Linked DNA regions of Homo sapiens: region 2 is linked to region 1. A link is an interaction called in ENCODE POLR2A ChIA-PET data of the cell type or tissue named here. Cell type or tissue: PC-9. All regions are shown on one strand. Each heading gives the region's core, and the rest is flanking DNA. Links, peaks and the distances in the headings are about the cores only.

Region 1 (8,568 bases), core at 482-8,481:
TCAGCTGCTTGGGAGGCTGAGGCAGGAGAATCACTTGAACCTGGGAGGCGGAGGTTGCAGTGAGCCAAAATCACACCACCCAGCCTAAGCGACAGAGCAAGACTCCGCCTCAAAAAAAAAAAGAATTGTGAAAATTTAGTACTGTTTGGTTTGGTTTGAGGCAAGGTCTTGCACTGTCACCCAGGCTGGAGTGAGTGTGTGTTCATGGCTCTTTGCATCCTCAAACTTCTGGGCTCAAGTAATCCTCTTGCCTTAGCTTCCTGAGTAGCTGGAACTACAGGCACGCACCACCACATCTTGCTGACTTTTAAAATTTTTCGTAGAGATGGGTCTTGCTTTGTTGCCCAGGCTGGTCTTGAACTCCTGGCCTCAAGCAGTCCTTCCACCTTGGCCTCCCAAAGTGTTGGGATTACAGATGTGAGCTGCCATGCCTGTTTTTTTTTTTTTAATCAAAGACAAATTTCAAACGTGTATAGTGTTTTTTAAAAGAAAAATTTTAAATATGAAATATCAGGGATAAGGATTATAAAAACAAGACATCAAAATAAAATTGTCTTCAAAAATAAATTTTGTCAAGAAGAGGCCCAATTTTATGGGATTCCTCTGGAGGTCATTGAGAAGTATTAAATCCTTGGCTGGGCACGGTGGCTCATGCCTCTAATCCCAGCACTTTGGGAGGCCAAGGCGGGCAGATCAGAAGGTTAGGAGCTCGAGACCAGCCTGGCCAATATGGTGAAACCCCGCCTCTACTAAAAATGCAAAAATTAGCCGGGTATGGTGATGGGCACCTGTAGTCCCAGCTACTCGGGAGGCTGAGACAGGAGAATCGCTCGAACCCAGGAGGCGGAGGTTGCAATGAGCCGAGATAGTGCCACTGCACTCCAGCCTGGCAGACGCTAAATACCAAGTGGATCTGTTCACTGAGTTTTAGTATCACTTTTTAAAATGTCTTTTTAAAACTTATGTGTACAATTAAATTTCCACCTTTCTATAAAAATTCATTTTAAACGGAGAATAAGGAATTTATTATAATCTGGAGCTCACTGAATGGAAATCTCCAGCCAGCTCTGTGAGCAGAGAGGAAAAAATAGGTGATCTCTAAGTTTCCTCTAGCTCTGATTCTATGAGTAGAGAGAATGTAGAAGTTGGGTTAGATCAAGTCACACAATCTACAAGGGAAAAAAATGCAAATTGGAAGACTCAGGAGTAACTAAAAAGAAACATATGAAGTTGCTTTAGAAAGATTGAGGATTAGGCCGGGAGTGGTGGCTCACGCCTGTAATACTAGCACCTTGGGAGTCTGAGGCAGGTGGATCACCTGAGGTCAGGAGTTCTAGACCAGCCTGGCCAACATGGTGAAATCCCCGTCTCTACCAAAATTACAAAAAAAAAATTAGCCAGGCATGGTAGCGGGCGCCTGTAATCCCAGCTACTCAGGCTGAGCCAGGAGAATCGCTTGAACCTGGGAGGCGGATGTTGCAATGAGCTGAGATCACACCACTGCACTCCAGCCTGGGTGATGAGCGAGATTCCGTCCCCCCGCCCCCAACCCACAAAAAAAAAACAACAACAAAAAAACATAGAACAATTGAGGATTGGCTGGGTGCGGTAACTTACGCCTGTAATCCTAGCACTTTGGGAGGCCGAGGCTCAGAAGTTGTTTGCTTGAGCTAGGAGTTTGAGACCAGCCGGGCAACATGGTGAAATCCCGTTTCTACAGAAAAACAGAAAATACAAAAATTAGCCAGGCGTGATGGCACGCACCTGTAGTCCCAGCTACTCGGGAGGCTGAGACAGGAGGATTGCCTGAAGCTGGGAGTTTGCAGCTGCAGTGAGCTGTGATTACACCCCAGCACTCCATTCCTGGGCAACAGAGCAAGACTCTGTCTCCAAAAAAAAAAGAAAAAGAAAATCTGAGGATTATATTTCTGAACGTGGCCTTTAGAAAGAAGTCCTTGCTTTAAAAGTGTGTCATGTTCTTGCCATATAATAATGAAAAAAGTTCATTTATGTTGGAGTTGCATGTTAGGATCAAGTTAGATTGTGAACTTAGCACATGTGACCAAAAAAAGAAATAGATTTTAATAAAGTTACCACTAAAAATCCCTTAACGTGATCATTAAGTATGGTATACGTTCATTGCATCTCACAGAAGTGGAAAATAGCTAGTTTTTCCTCTAGGAACTCCAAAAATAAGTTTCATTAATTGAGCACCAGATGAAGAAACTGGCTTACATGAGGGGCTTCGTTACACAAAAAAATACTTTAAACACTAGGATTAGAGCTTGGCAAGATGCACACTGGGAAAGAGGCATACGTAACTGGACAGCTCCCTTATACCCTGGCTTAGTGCTCCCTGGGGAAGGTGTGTGCTTATTTGGTGGAATGGTGCCTATGCAGTTGAAATCCTTAGTTTTTCCCCTTGAGGGCTCACAACTGAATTCATGGAAATTAATGCCTACATGATGCATCCTCATTGCATTCATAGTGAAATACATTAACATTATAAGAAATTTTTTTAAATCTTGGGGGTGGAGTAGGAAACAATGTTAAAATCTTATTAAAGTGAATTAAGTTTTGGTTAAATCTGATAGTAAGTTTACTCAGTGTTTAAAACACTGTTCATGATCCATAGGAAGTGAATTAAATTGTATCAGTTTCTTAGCAAATTTTAAGTTCTTTAAAAGTGGAGGACAGTACTCAAGTTTTACTGTAATCCTGTGACAGCTAATAAAGTATGAGCTATTCCTTAGAGTATGTGCTATTTGCTGCCTTTTGTTTTTGTTTTGCTGCTATGTTTTATACCCAGTTTTTTAAAGTAAAAAACTGTTTGTTTCCAACTAGAGTTAACTTATTTATAGAGATGCTAAAAATATGTTTATTCAATTACTTATAAAAGGCCTTGTTGGAAATGTCTAATCGCTCGCTATTGAAGAGAATGGAAAGAAAATATGTAAAATTTTACCTGTTATCTTTGGCTCTTAATTTTTAAAAGTTTCAAACATCTAAGTTCAAGAGTAATTGAGTGAACACTGCGTAATCTTCATCTAGACACCAGTTAGTATTTTGCCATTTGAATTTTCTATACACACAAACATACACATGTTGGGGAGCAGTTGGATGAAGTTTCAGACTTACTCATAACCTTTGATTCCTAAATATTTAAATATGTATCACCTAAGAACAAGAAACTTCTCTTGCATAATTACAGTATAGTGATCACATTCAGGAAATTCAACATTGATTCACTTCTGTCATCTAATATGCATCCATTTTCAAAATTTGCCAGTTGTCCCAATAATGGCCTTTGTTTTTTTCCCATCCAGAATCTCATTTCGCATTTAGTTGAAAGGGCCTCTTAATCTCCTTTGATATACAGAACAGCCACCAAGTGTGGAGCTACAGGAGATTATATAATAAATGGCTTATTGACATTACATTAAGATACATGTAAAATGATAGTATCTGTTTGTAAACTTTATGGCCACCCTGTAGAACAGTTCCTCAGCCTTGGTCTTTTAAGACATTGTTTAACCTTTTTAAAATAAGGTTCTTAGTATCAGTGCAAATTTCACTTCAGAGTGATTTTTTTTTCTTTTGAGACAGAGTTTTGCTCTTGTCACCCAGGCTGGAGTGCAGTGGCACGATTTCAGTCCACTGCAACCTCCGCCTCCCAAGTTCAAGTGATTCTCCTGCCTCAGCCTCCCAAGTAGCTGGGATTACAGGCACCCGCCACCACGCTAATTTTTGTATTTTTAATAGAGATGGGATTTCACCATGTTGGCGAGGCTGGTCTTGAACTCCTGACCTTAGGCGATCCGCCCACCTCGGCCTCCCAAGGTGCTGGGATTACAGGCATCAGCCACCACGCCTGGCCAAGAGTGATATTTTTATAGGTTCTTTTTCACATACTTTATTTTTAAAATTTAGTTTACTTCTTAGCTTACTATTAAATAAGCTGTTAATAATAGTTTTAGACATCATTGGATGTAGGTTTCCCATAATGTCAGCTGTTCTCAGACTGTAGTAGGTGCTGATGGAGGCACAGATTATTAAGAAATAACAGGTTGCCTAGTGTGTCAGAAGATCTGGATTCAACTTCTGGCTCTGTCTGCTACTTTACTGGTTAGTATGACCTTTGGACAATGAATCCAACCTGAGTGGGTTTTGACTTCTATAAAATAGAAATTGAAAAAAATTTTCTTGGGGCGGGCGGGGTGGCTCACGCCTGTAATCCTAGCACTTTGGGAGGCCGAGGCAGGTGGCTCACGAGGTCAGGAGATCAAGACCATCCTGGCTAACACGATGAAACCCCGTCTCTACTGAAAATACAAAAAATTAGCTGGGCGTGGTGGTGGGCGCCTGTAGTTGCAGCTACTCGGGAGGCTGAGGCTGGAGAATGGTGTGAACCCAGAAGGGGGAGCTTGCAGTGAGCCGGGATCGCGCCACTGCACTCCAGCCTGGGTGACAGAGCAAGACTCCATCTCAAAAAAAAAAAAAAGAAAAAGAAAAACATTTTCTCACAGGTTTTGGTGAGAATTAAATGAGATAATACATATATATTGATACTACATGTATATATACTTTATATAAACTATTTGTGTTATGCAAATGAGAGTGGATACTTCTCTGTGGCATTGAGTCTCTGAGTATATGAAAGTAGGAAGGAAAAAAAGGAAAAGTAGGTTAAAATATAATCTAGTATATTTAATAAGTTCCAGCTTTACTGGTGGGGAATTGCACTCCTCAAAAAAAGCTTAGTTTAGGATTGCTTTCTGTTCCCACCCTCTAAACAACAAGAAAAAATAGCTGTCATTTTACTTTCCCGCCAACTTCCAAACACACACCTGCCTCTGCAGTGTAAGAGAGCTATTTAAGTACCATTTTAATAAGATTTCTGAAATGCAGGGGACCAATAAGTGGATGATGGTATTCCAGGTATTTGAAAAATCTAAAACCATGAAAGCATCAGTAGTAAATTAATTCTCTACTTAATATATTCTATAAGAGCAGTGTTTTTAGTTCATTTATAGCAAAGGCACATGAAAACATTGGGCCTATTTAGAAACTAATGAAAGTAGTTTCAGAAAAAAGCTAATGTATGCAGTATTCCTATTTAAATAATTATTTTACTGACAAATTAATGCTTATGCCATGGAACATTTAAAATTGGTATATATGCCCAGTGAGAAGTAAACAAATACATCTGAAAGTGTATTTTTAAATAATTCTTTTATTTTGTAATTAAGAAGTGTGACTTCTGCACTTGGGTTTGTGGTTACAAATTCATATTCGTTATAATTCATTCTTTAACAAATTAGTTGCATAATTACTATATAATTGTTTTTCCTGTTAATTTTTTTTCTTAGTGTCAGGCTCATTGAGGTCTGATTGACATATAGTAAAATTTATCCTTCTTAGTATAATATTCTGAGTTTTGACATGTAAAACTACCACAGTCAAGATAGAAAACTTTTACAGTACTCCCAAAAGTTTCCTTTGTAACCGTCTCATCGCCTCAAACCCAGATCCTAAAAACCAGTGATAATTTGCCTTTTCTAGAATGGCCTGCAAATGGAACCATTCAGTTCTAGCTCTTTGAATCTGGTTTCTTTCACTTAGCATAATACATGTTAGCTTCGTTCATGTGTTTGTATCAATAGTTTTTTATCACTGAGTAGTAGTCCATTGAATGGATTATTTCACAGTTTGTCCATTTAGCAATTGAAGGGCATTTGGGTTACTCCCAGTTTTAGGAGATGATGAATAAGGCTGCTGTAAACATCCGTGTGAATGCATATTTTCATTTTTCTGGGGTAACTACCTAGGTGTGGGATTGCTGGGTGGTATAGTAAGTATATGCTTGAAGTTAGAAGAAACTGCCAAACTTTTTCATAGTGGCCACGTCACTTTACTTTCCTGTCAGTATTGTATGAGAGTTCCAGTTGCTGTCAGGTCTACCCTACCCTTGTTACTGTCAGAATTTAGTGTCGTTTGTTTTAATTTTAGCCATTCTAATAAGTAAGTAGTACTATCTCATTGTGATTTTAATTTGCATTTCCATAATGACTAACCTACTGGCTAAGTCAGTTTTTCAATTTCTAGAATCTCAGTATAGATAACACAGAATAAACTATCATTTAAGTTTGTTCCTGTCTCTTTGGAATGTGTAATGTATTAGGATTCTTTGAAAATAGTTCTTCAAATGTGGTAACTCTAAAGTAGAAGATACATAAACAGTATCTGAAGATATCTGAATGTCTTTAAATATATCTACAGCCATACTCTTGTGGATTAAAGGGTCAGTATACAAATCCTGATCTATTTCCCTTCTTTGAGAATATTATGAATAATTAATTGTTCATAGTAACTCACCTAGAGTTACATAGTAAAACATTTTGAAAGTTAATTGAAAATGATGTCTTATGGTATTTTCTCTCAACTTCATTAATGCTGCTTGGAAGTGAATTCGTGTATATGAGAAAAAGAGATAAGCAGTAAATGATTAAAATTTGAGGTTTACGTTTTGATTTCCTTCCATGATTCAGGTTTCAGGTTTCAGACTTAATTATCTGTCATTTAGATACATAAGGACCAGCCAGTGTCAGTGCATCCTTGGGGTGACCTTTCTACACATATCAAGGTTATTGGGCTGATAACCTCCAGCCCAGAGAAGGTGACATCTACTTTAGAATCGGAAGGGAGTCTTTTCTCAGATATTTAACTGTCTTATTTTTACATCATGTTGTAACTAAAAAATACATTAGGTATTTAAAAAATCAATTATAATTTCAAAGCATCAGTGTAATGATGTTTTTGATATCTTTTTCTTAATGGAATACTCAGGGTTATGAATAAAACACCAATAAAGTGCTAGCATTATTGATTGTAGATGAAGTTGTCTACTGGGTAAGTGCTTCCCAGCTTAATGTTCCTTAATGTAGTTCCTGGGTTCAGATCTAAGAATTTTATAACCTTTGAAATTAAAAATAACTTGAAAAAAGCAGATGATTCCTGTATCAATGTTAAAAGTCTTATGCAAGGTGGCAATGATTTCTGTTGCCAAGATGGAATGCCCTTGGTATGGAGCATAGACTGAGAGGCAGCCCACCCACGTCAGAATCCTGACTTGACCATATACTAGCTGTATGACCTTGGGCTGTGTGACCTGTCTGTGCCTCTGGTTCCTCATCTGGAAAATGGGGATAATAACAGTATCTTTGGATTATTATAAGGATTATGTTAGTTAATACACATGAAGTGTTTAGAATAGTTTTTGTAAATGTAGCTATGATGATAATTACAGTTCCAGCTATTTTAGTGTTTGTAGATTTTCTCCCTGTGCTGAGCCAGATAAATACCAGTATTATAAAAGATTGAGAATGTGCCTTTTAAAAGGAAGCCAAATAGTTCTTTGTTTTTTTTTTTTTTTTTGAGACCGTAGTCTCACTCTGTCGCCCAGGCTGGAGTGCAGTGATGTGCTGTCAGCTCACTGCAACCTTCACCTCCCAGGTTCAAGCGATTCTAGTGCCCCAGCCTCCTGAGTAGCTGGGATTACAGGCACGCACCACCATGCCCTGCTATTTGTTGTATTTTTTTTTTTTTTTTTTTTTTTAGTAGAGATGGGATTTCACCATGTTGGCCAGGCTGGTCTTGAATTCCTAACCTCAAGTGATCCACCCACCTCTGCCTCCCAAAATGCTGGGATTACAGACGTGAGCCACCACACCCAGCCAGAAGCCAAATAGGTCTGACATACTCTTTACCATATTAGGAATTGATTTTAAGTTTATTGTGCTACTTTGCATCATTATTAGTAATACTATAAAGAATTAAAGTATGAAGATCATCTAGAAGCAGATTTTATGCTTCCACATATACAAAATTATAGACTCACTATGCTAAGATAGGGAGTGTTTCCATAAATTCAATATTCTGGTTAGACAAATACCTTCTTTAAAAGGTGAATTTTACAGCACTTAGGGAGGCCAAGATGGGCAGATCACTTGAGGCCAGAGTTGGAGACCAGCCCAGCCAACATGGCGAAACCCTGACTCTACTAAAAATACAAAAATTAGCTGGGTGTGGTGGTTCATGCCTATGGTCTCAGTTACTTGGGAGGCTGAGGCAGGAGAATCACTTGAACCTGGGAGGTGGAGGTTGCACTGAGCCGAGATCGCACCACTGTACTCCAGCCTGGTTGACAGAGTGAGACTGTGTCTCAAAAAAAAACTAAGTGAACTTTGTTAGCGACTAAGAACTTACTCTAAGATGTGGCCAACTTATTGGTTACATATGACCTTGGGCAAGTTATTTTAACTTCTGATTATTTAGTCTCACTTAGCTTTAGTTTACTTGTTTTGGGGGCTAATGTATTGACTAAATATGGTATTTAAAGGATTAACAATTCTTGATAATTAGTAGAATGACTATACTAAGAGCTCAATAAAATGTAATCTACAGTTATCCTTCAAATACCATGTAAACTTAAAATATAAATTTCAACTGTGATTTTCAGTATTCTGATTGCTTTGTTTTCATTTTATTTATGTAGTATTTAACCATAAA
Region 2 (8,568 bases), core at 313-8,312, 320 kb before region 1:
AAAGGTTATTTTTCAGATCCTGAAAGGAGCACTAAATATAGCAAATAAAGATCACTACTAGCTAATACAAAAACACACTTAAACACACAGATCAGTGTCACTATAAAGCAATCACACAAACAAGCCAACATAATAACCAGGTAACATCACAATGACAGGATCAAATCCAGACATGTCAATACTAATCTTAAACATAAACAGGCTGAATGCCCCACTTAAAAGGCAGAGTGGCAAGCTGAATAAAAAAGCAAGACCCAATGGTATGCAGTCTTCGAGAGACCCATCTCACACAAAATGACACCCATAGGCTCAAAATACAGGGATGGAGGAAAATCTATCGAGCAAATGGAAAATAGACAAAGCAGGGGTTGCGATCCTAATTTCAGACAAAACAGACTTCAAACCAACATAGATCAAAAAAGACAAAGAAGGGCATTACATAATGGTAAAGGTTTCAATTCAACAAGAAGACCTAACTATCCTAAATATACATGCACCCAACACAGGAGCACACCGATTCATAAAGTAAGTTCTTAGAGACCTACAAAGAAACATAAACTCCCATGCAATAGTAGTGGGAGACTCCAACACTCCACTGACAGTATTAGACAGATCACTGAGGCAGAAAATTAACAAAAATATTCAGGACCTGAACTCAACATTGGACCAAATGTGTTTGATAGACTTCTATAGAACTCTTCACTCCAAAACAACAGAATATATATTCTTCTCATCACCACATGGCACATTCTCTAAAAGTGACCACATAACTGGAAATAAAACAATTACCTGCAAATGCAAAAGAACTGAAATCACACCAAACATATTCTCAGACCACAGAACCATAAAAATAGAAGTCAAGACTAAGAAAATCACTCAAAACCATGCAATTACATGAAAACAACATCCTCCTGAATGACTCTGGGTAAATAATGAAATTAAGGCAGAAATCAAGAAGTTATTTGAAACTAAAGAGAACTAAGATACAACATACCAGAATATCTGAGACACAGCTAAGGCAGTGTTAAGAGGGAAATTCACAGCACCAAATGCCTACATCGAAAAGTTAGAAAAATATCAAATTAACAGCCTAACATCACAACTGAAAGAATTCGTTCAAGAATCAACCCCAAGGCTAGCAAAACACAAGAAATAACCAAAATCAGAGCTAAATTGAGAGAAACAGAGACACAAAAAGAATTCAAAAGATTAATGAATCCAGGAATTGGTTCTTTGAAAAAATTAATAAAATGGATAGGCCAGTAGCTAGACTATAAAAGAAAAAAAGAGAGAAGATCCAAATAAACACTCTTAGAAGTGACAAAGGAAAGTTACCACTGACCCCAAAGACATAAAAATAACCATCAGAAACTACTAAGAACACCTCTATGCACACCAACTAAAAAACCATATACATCCTCCTCAGACTAAACCAGGAAGAAACTGATTTCCTAAACAGACCAATAATGAGCTCCAAAGTTGAATCAGTAATAAATAGCCCACTAACCAAAAAAAGCTCAGGACCTGATGGATTCAAAGCTGAATTCTACCAGATATACAAACAGGAGCTGGTACCACACCCACAGAAACTATTCCAAAAAAATTGAGGAGAAAGGACTCTTCCCCAACTCATTCTATGAGGCCAGCATCATGCTGATATCAAAACCTGGAAGAAACACACAAAAAAAGAAAACTTCAGGCCAATAACCTTGATGAATATTGATACAAAACTCCTCAACAAAATATTTACAAACAGAATCCAGCAGCACATTAAAAAGATAATCCACCATGATCAAGAAGGCTTCATCCCTGGGATTTAAGGTTGGTTCAAGATAGGCAAATCAGTAAGTGTGATTTATCACATAAACAAAACTAAAGACATTTTCCACATCATTATCTCAAAAGATGCAGAAAAGGCTTTCAATAAAATTTAGTATGCCCTCATGTTGAAAACTCTCAATAAACTAGATATTGAAGCAACGTTCCTCAAAATAATCAGAGCCATCTATGACAAACCCACAGCCAACATTATACTAAATGAGCAAAAGCTACAAGCATTGCCCTTGAGAACCAGCACAAGGATGTTCTCTCTTATATTCAACATAGTATTGAAAGTTTTAGCCAGAGCAGTCATGCAAGAGAAATAAAGCCCATCCAAATAGGAAGAAAGGAAATCAAACTATCTGTTTGTAGACAACATGATTATATATCTAGAAAACCCCATAGTCACAGCCCAAAAGCTCCTTCAGCTGATAAACAACTTCAATAAAGTTTCAGGATACAAAATCAATGTACAAAATTTACTAACATTCCTACATACCAACAATAGCCAAGCCAAGAGCCAAATTAGAAAGGCAATCCTGTTCACAATTGCCACAAAAAGAATAAAATACCTAGGAATCCAGGTGACCAGGGAGGTGAAAGATCTCTACAATGAGACTTGCAAAACACTGCTCAAAGAAATCAGAGAAGACACAAACAAATGGAAACACATCCCATGCTCATGGCTAAATAGTGTGAAAGTAAAATATCTTGGGTCCCCAAAATCACTAAGCTAAAGGTAAAAGTCAAGCTGAGAACTGATTACAGCAAAACTGACTCCCATTCTATTCAAAGTCACCCCTCTGCTCACTGAGATAATTGCATATCTGATTGTCTCCTTTGGAGAGGCTAATCAGAAACTCAAAAGAATGCAACCATTTGTCTCTTATCTACCTAAGACCTGGAAGCCCTCTCCCCACTTCCAGTTGTCCCACTTTTCTAGACTGAACCAATGTTCGTCTTACATATGTTGATTGATGTCTCATGTCTCCCTACAATGTATAAAACAAAACTGTGCTCTGACCACCTTGGGCCCATGTTGTCAGGCCCTCCTGAGGCTGTGTCATGGGCGCACATCTTCAATCTTGGCAAAATAAGCTTTCTAAATTAACTAAGACTGGTCTCAAATTTTGGGGATTCTCATTTTGGTAACCACGGAGAAATTGAGTGGAGGTGCCCCTCCTGACCTTTGAGAAATCTTCTATTGGTGCTTGGTACCAGCATGAGCTATCTTTATGGCTCAAACCAATATTACAATTTGCTGAGGTCTGGGAGCACCCCCCCAGAGTATCCTGGTCTCCCAAATTTGGTCATGATCTAAAGTTTATTTTGCTGTACAACTCCCTTTTTTGGGGGGTTTTACTTGCTTCCAACAAGGAAGGCAAGTTTTCCTGCTTCCATAATGATGGAAGGCAGAAAACTCCTTTACGGAGTTTGAGCTCATTTTCAACAGGGAAGATGAGTTTTGTTTCCTGCTTCTAGGATGATAGAGAGCCGTCTCCAGCATGAGACACATCCCTAGGTAAGTACCTGAATTGGGGTTTTGTCTTTGCTAAAGTTAACAACCAGCTGGTCTTAAGTTCTCCTTACCATTACAGCACTCAGTAATCATGTAAGTTGTGCAATCATTTGTTTTGCTTAACTGGTTTTGTTGTTGTTGTCATTTGTTTCTGTTTTTGTTGTTGTTTCAGTCTTTTTTCCCATTGGGTTTGATCAACTCTATCCAACTTCATCAAATCTGAAGGGAGTTCCAAATTATGGGGAACAAGACCTCTGAAGTGGCTAAATTCCCCCCAACCCCACCCCTCTGCCAACACACACACACACAAGGTGGTGGGGAGGAGGAAGAAAAATGGCCAGCAAAAGGAAAAAAAAAAAAAAAAAAAAACAAGAAAAAAGATGTAGAACACCCAATTCTGTCTCTGTTCAGGGCACCACTAGTGGCCTGCCACTGGTGGACTGAATAAAGTGGTGGACTGAACAAAGGGGGCGAACGTGGGAATAAAAGACAAAGACAAAAGAGTATATTTAGAAGAAGGGGTCGGGGGCACCTTGCCTCTAGTGGACAAGGGCCCTGAGCTTTACACAGCCCTCCATATTTATTAGACAAAAGAGCGAGAAGGGGGTTGGTGATTGTCGGATAATTGTCAGTCAGGCTTTTGGTTCACAGCAGGCTTGTGAGACTGCATCCTTTGAACAATAAGCGCTAGATTTCTCAGTAGATAACTTCAAGGAGCCCGGGGCCAGGGAGTGATGGCCCTCAGCAAACCTTTTGGTGGCAGGCACAGTGTGAGTTCGCTCACATCCTGCATTCATGATAAACAGTTTGTTATTTGATCATATAGCCTCCAGTGGAATGCTGAGTTGGTCATGATCCCTTTGGCCTTTTTGGCTCCCAACAAAAAGATTTTTGATTTTGACTACTAAGGGGCTTTATTTACATAACAAGACCACCTTTTTGCTAGCCAGGCCAAACTGAAAGAGCAATGGCTATACTTCTGAAATAATAGCAATTTGTCCTAGCTGAAATAGGGTAAAGAGATTTAAAAAGATTTTTTAAAGGAGCTCAATGGTTAAAAGTCAGCTTAATTAAAAGCTAACATCCAAGATGTGTGTGTGTATGTGTGCATATGTGTGTGTTTGTATTTAAAAGGCTTTCATGTTTTTGCTTTTGCTTTTCTCCTAGGACTTTGTCTCTTTTTTTGAGCAAAAGTTTATTTCTTCTTTGTTGACTAAATTATGTCTCTCCTTTCTCTTGTACCCTCTGCTGCATGTGGGACCTAAAATAGTTTATAATAGCCTTGGGTTCCTTAAAGAAAATGAAGAAGATGATAGACTCCCTTTGGGGGAGAAACCTGTTTTTCCTTATGGCACCCCAAGAATGTGAACAGTCAAGTTTCTCTCAGCTCTTAAACTGCTTACTTTTGTATTGTGTTACCTGTTTGTGTACATATATTTTTTGACTAAAATACTTATTGCAACAGAGGTTATCCTTGGCTTTTTAAGGAAGAATGTGGTTTAGACACTTAGAAATGTCTTGTTTTTAAAAAAATTTTTTAAGTGCACTGTAAAAGCATCATGTGGTCTAATCTCATAATAATTCTCCCTTTTTGGAGACCCAGGATTCAATGTGGGCTCTGCCCAGAGCTCAGATACCTAATTAAAAGGTAGATAGTTTCTATCTAAATAAAATTGGACTCCTTATACAATCCTATCATAGATTTCTATAATTTTATGTTTGGTTTGGCATCCATCTTTAGTCTCCTTCTAGCACCACCAGACTTTTTCTCTCTGTACCTTATGATGTAAATTTTACTATTTGATTTTCACCTGAGTTGTTTCCTTTAACATGCAAATATAAGGCTGTTTAGCTGACAACTGCCCAGGATTGTGAAATAGGTTTTCAAGAATCTGAAAATCTAAGACGGGAAAAAAAAAAAAAAGGTTTTTATAAATCTGGCTGGGAGCGGTGGCTCCATGCCTATAATCCCAGCACTTCGGGAGGCCAAAGCAGGCAGATTACCTGAGCCTGAGGTCAGGAGTTTGAGACCAGCCTGGCCAACACGATGAAACCCAGTCTCTACTAAAAATACAAAAATTAGCCAGGCATGGTGGCACGTGCCTGTAATCCCAGCTACTCAGGAGGCTGCGGCAAGAGAATCACTTGAACCAGGAGGTAGAGGTTGCAGTGAGTACAGATCATGCTACTGCACTCCAGCCTGGGAAACAGAGTGAGACTCCATCTCAAATAAATAAATAAATAAATCTATAAGATGTACTTCTATCAGCAAGCCTAATACATCTATGTATTTATGTGTTGTGTACACAATGTTTCACTACTGAAAATATATAAAGGAGTTCTGATTAATTGGCTTAAGAAAATAAAGTATTTGAAACACTTTATCTGGAAACAAGAAAAGATTAGTCGAATGCTTTTTCAAGTTTACATAACTTAAGTAAAATCTTAATAAATAATGTAGCTTTAAAATTATTGGTAAAGTAAATATTAGAAATATCTTAAAAATTGCCAGCATACATTTTCATGTACAATTATTAATCAAGCAATTTCATATTTATCCCTGCCAAATACCATAAGGTGTCAAAATTTGGTACAGAGGTTACAAAACTCTAAATGCAGCCCAAGACAGAATGACCTTTGCTTGTATAATTTTTAATAAATAAGATATTGATATTGGTTTAATAAAAATAGCTACATCTTGAATTTAGTAAAATTACCATAACTTCTAATCTTGTGGCTTTAGGCAGTCTAGTCCACAGGCAGTAAGATTTGTTCTAGGAAAGGACTGTTTATCATCTTCGTTTCAAAGCTAAACTATAAACTAAGTTCCTCCCAAAGTTAGTTCAGCCTATGCCCAGGAATGAACAAGGACAGCCTGGAGGTTAGAAGCAAGATGAAGTCAGTTAGGCCAAATCTTTTTCACTGTCTCAGTTATAATTTTGCAATGGCAGTTCCATAACTTTAAATAATGGCATTCACAGTTTTTATAATCTAAGTAAACAATTAAAATAAAATAATTAGGTAATGTAGCAGGATAAAAACTTGTAGACAACTCATCATAATTTAGATTCTAAAGTTATATTAAGTTAAATAATAGATATTTCATTATTTGGATATTGTCAAATAAAAACATATTTGTAGGAAAACATTCTTTCTAAAAATAAAAAAGGTGTGTCCTTTTAAAAAAAAGGTGGACAATTTTTGTCTAGTTCAAAGCTTATTTAAAGGTCATGTATGAAACAAGGTAAAAGGAACCAGAAAATAAAAGATATGTAAAGAAACTTATAAAAATAAAGAGTTTTGGTGTTTTTTTGGTAAGAAAGCTTGAAGAGAAATCATTTCATATGAGAAAGAATCTTGTATAGTAAATTGAGTCCTAGAGTAACATGACTGGTTGTTTAAGAAGGAGGGATGTTCAGCACAAACCAGAAACTGCAAGCATGTCATGAACAGTCTATGTAAGTCACAATAAGAGGATTTACTTTTTAGAAAACTTTTATATGATAAAGTTGTCACACTATTATTAAGTTTTGGTTTGCTTAGGAAAAAAACAGATTACAAATTTTTTTTATTTAAGGTTACTACATCCATGTATCTTTCTGTATGCACTTTTAAAGTATTTGTGACATTTAGTTACAGGGCTTTGACTGCAGGTCTAAAAAGGACACCACGTCCTTCTAAGTTTTAAACACTGATGGCAATTAAAGCCCCATCTTCAGGCCTGGTAGCAGATGCCAATCAAAATAAACTGCCTTCCTCAAACACTCTATTCAGGGGGTTGAATAGAAATTAAAGCTATTCAACCCCTCAAGGTCCAGGGACTATCACAGAAGAGGTGGACATGTAAGATTCTAAGGGCCAATTTTGAAAGATAAAATAAGTTCAGCTTCTCTATAAATTAATCATTAATGTCAAGACCATTGATGCAAGACCTACATATAGGCCCCTGTGTCAGATTAACAAGGTTTTCTTGAAGTATTAACTGACTCCTAAATAAAGATTATAAAGGTTATGAAAGGGTCTTACGGAAGTTATATCTTATCATTAAGATTAAAATTTTACAGATTGTTTATAAAATTTTGAAAAACAAATTTAATTGGCTTCATGCTGTTTTTATTAGGACTTATTGTTTGGAAAATTAAGACTCCTCTATCAAAGAAGGAAGGTTTTCACCTTTTTTTTTTAATCTTTGAGTTATCACTTTAGTCAAATGAATGACTTATTTTGCAATGACCTGTGATATCAAGTGTTTTAAACCTTTTATATTTGACAAACTTTCCAAAATCAAATTATAAATTATGTCTTTTTCTGATCTAATTAACCCTTTAAGATATTAGGTTTCTGGCCAGGTGCAGTGGCTCATACCTGTAATCACAGCACTTTGGGAGGCTGAGGGTGCCAGATTACCTGAGGTCGGGAGTTTGAGACCGCCTGGCCAACATGGTGAAACCCCATCTCTACTAAAAATACAAAAATTAGCCTGGTATGGTGGCATGTGCCTGTAATCCCAGCTACTCAGGAGGCTGAGGCAGGAGAATCACTTGAACCCAGGAGGGAGAGGTTGTGGTGAGCCGAGATCATGCCAATGCACTCCAGCCTGGGTGACAGAGTGAAACTCCATCTCAAAAAAAAAAAGATATTAGGGTCCCTAAAGTCAAAAAATGACATAATTTGGCTTATTTGGTGTAAAAATTATACAGGAAACATTGTCAAATATGAAATGGTGTTTGGTCTTCTTTAGTCTGTATTTGTATAAATATGTTATTGGTATGTGTTCCAAAATCATGGGAAACTCCTAAAGTTCTGATAAGACTTAGTGTACATTATCAGTAATAATTATAATTGTTATGTTAAATTATTGTGTGCCACAGAGGTAACAAATTTCCTTGTCAATTGTATCTTTGACTATGGCTTCCCTAAAACCTTTTGTCATCTATGGACAATTGTCTTGTTTTGATCCTCCTTAGAAGGTGGTTTTATAATCAGCTATAGAACTCTAACACGTGTTTTTAAATGCAGGATTCTGATAACTTTGAAGATTGTGACATTAGAATAGAAGAAAAAACTTTCAGGACTCTCATGAAGAGCTGAAATGTTCATGAATATCAAGCAGAACAGGAGTTAACTGTGTGAACTGAACTAACAGAAGACTAAATCAATCTTTTTAACATTTTGCTTAAAACATTGCTGATCCTTTGTTTTGTTTTTCAGAGTCAAGAAAACATATA

What was found. Peaks named below come from ENCODE experiments on the same cell type or tissue, not always from the same donor. Only the 100,000 strongest peaks of a DNase experiment are listed, where the experiment ranks them.
Region 2: POLR2A ChIA-PET joins it to region 1 with 6 read pairs; 2 of 35 experiments call an interaction of 5 or more read pairs at or near these places.

What each region holds. Positions count from the first base shown.
Region 1 is chr14:52,938,240-52,946,807 of GRCh38, reverse strand. All of the region lies in intron 2 of FERMT2 (FERM domain containing kindlin 2), which reads left to right. Among named protein-coding and RNA genes, the nearest start is that of FERMT2, 8.5 kb to the left of the region's middle. In PC-9, for the core only: no CTCF peak of the experiment used is centred there; no DNase peak of the experiment used is centred there.
Region 2 is chr14:53,256,009-53,264,576 of GRCh38, reverse strand. No RefSeq gene overlaps it. Among named protein-coding and RNA genes, the nearest start is that of DDHD1-DT, 110 kb to the right of the region's middle. RefSeq lists an enhancer at 3,770-4,331. In PC-9, for the core only: no CTCF peak of the experiment used is centred there; a DNase peak (open chromatin) is centred at 4,076; H3K27ac peaks cover 882 bases.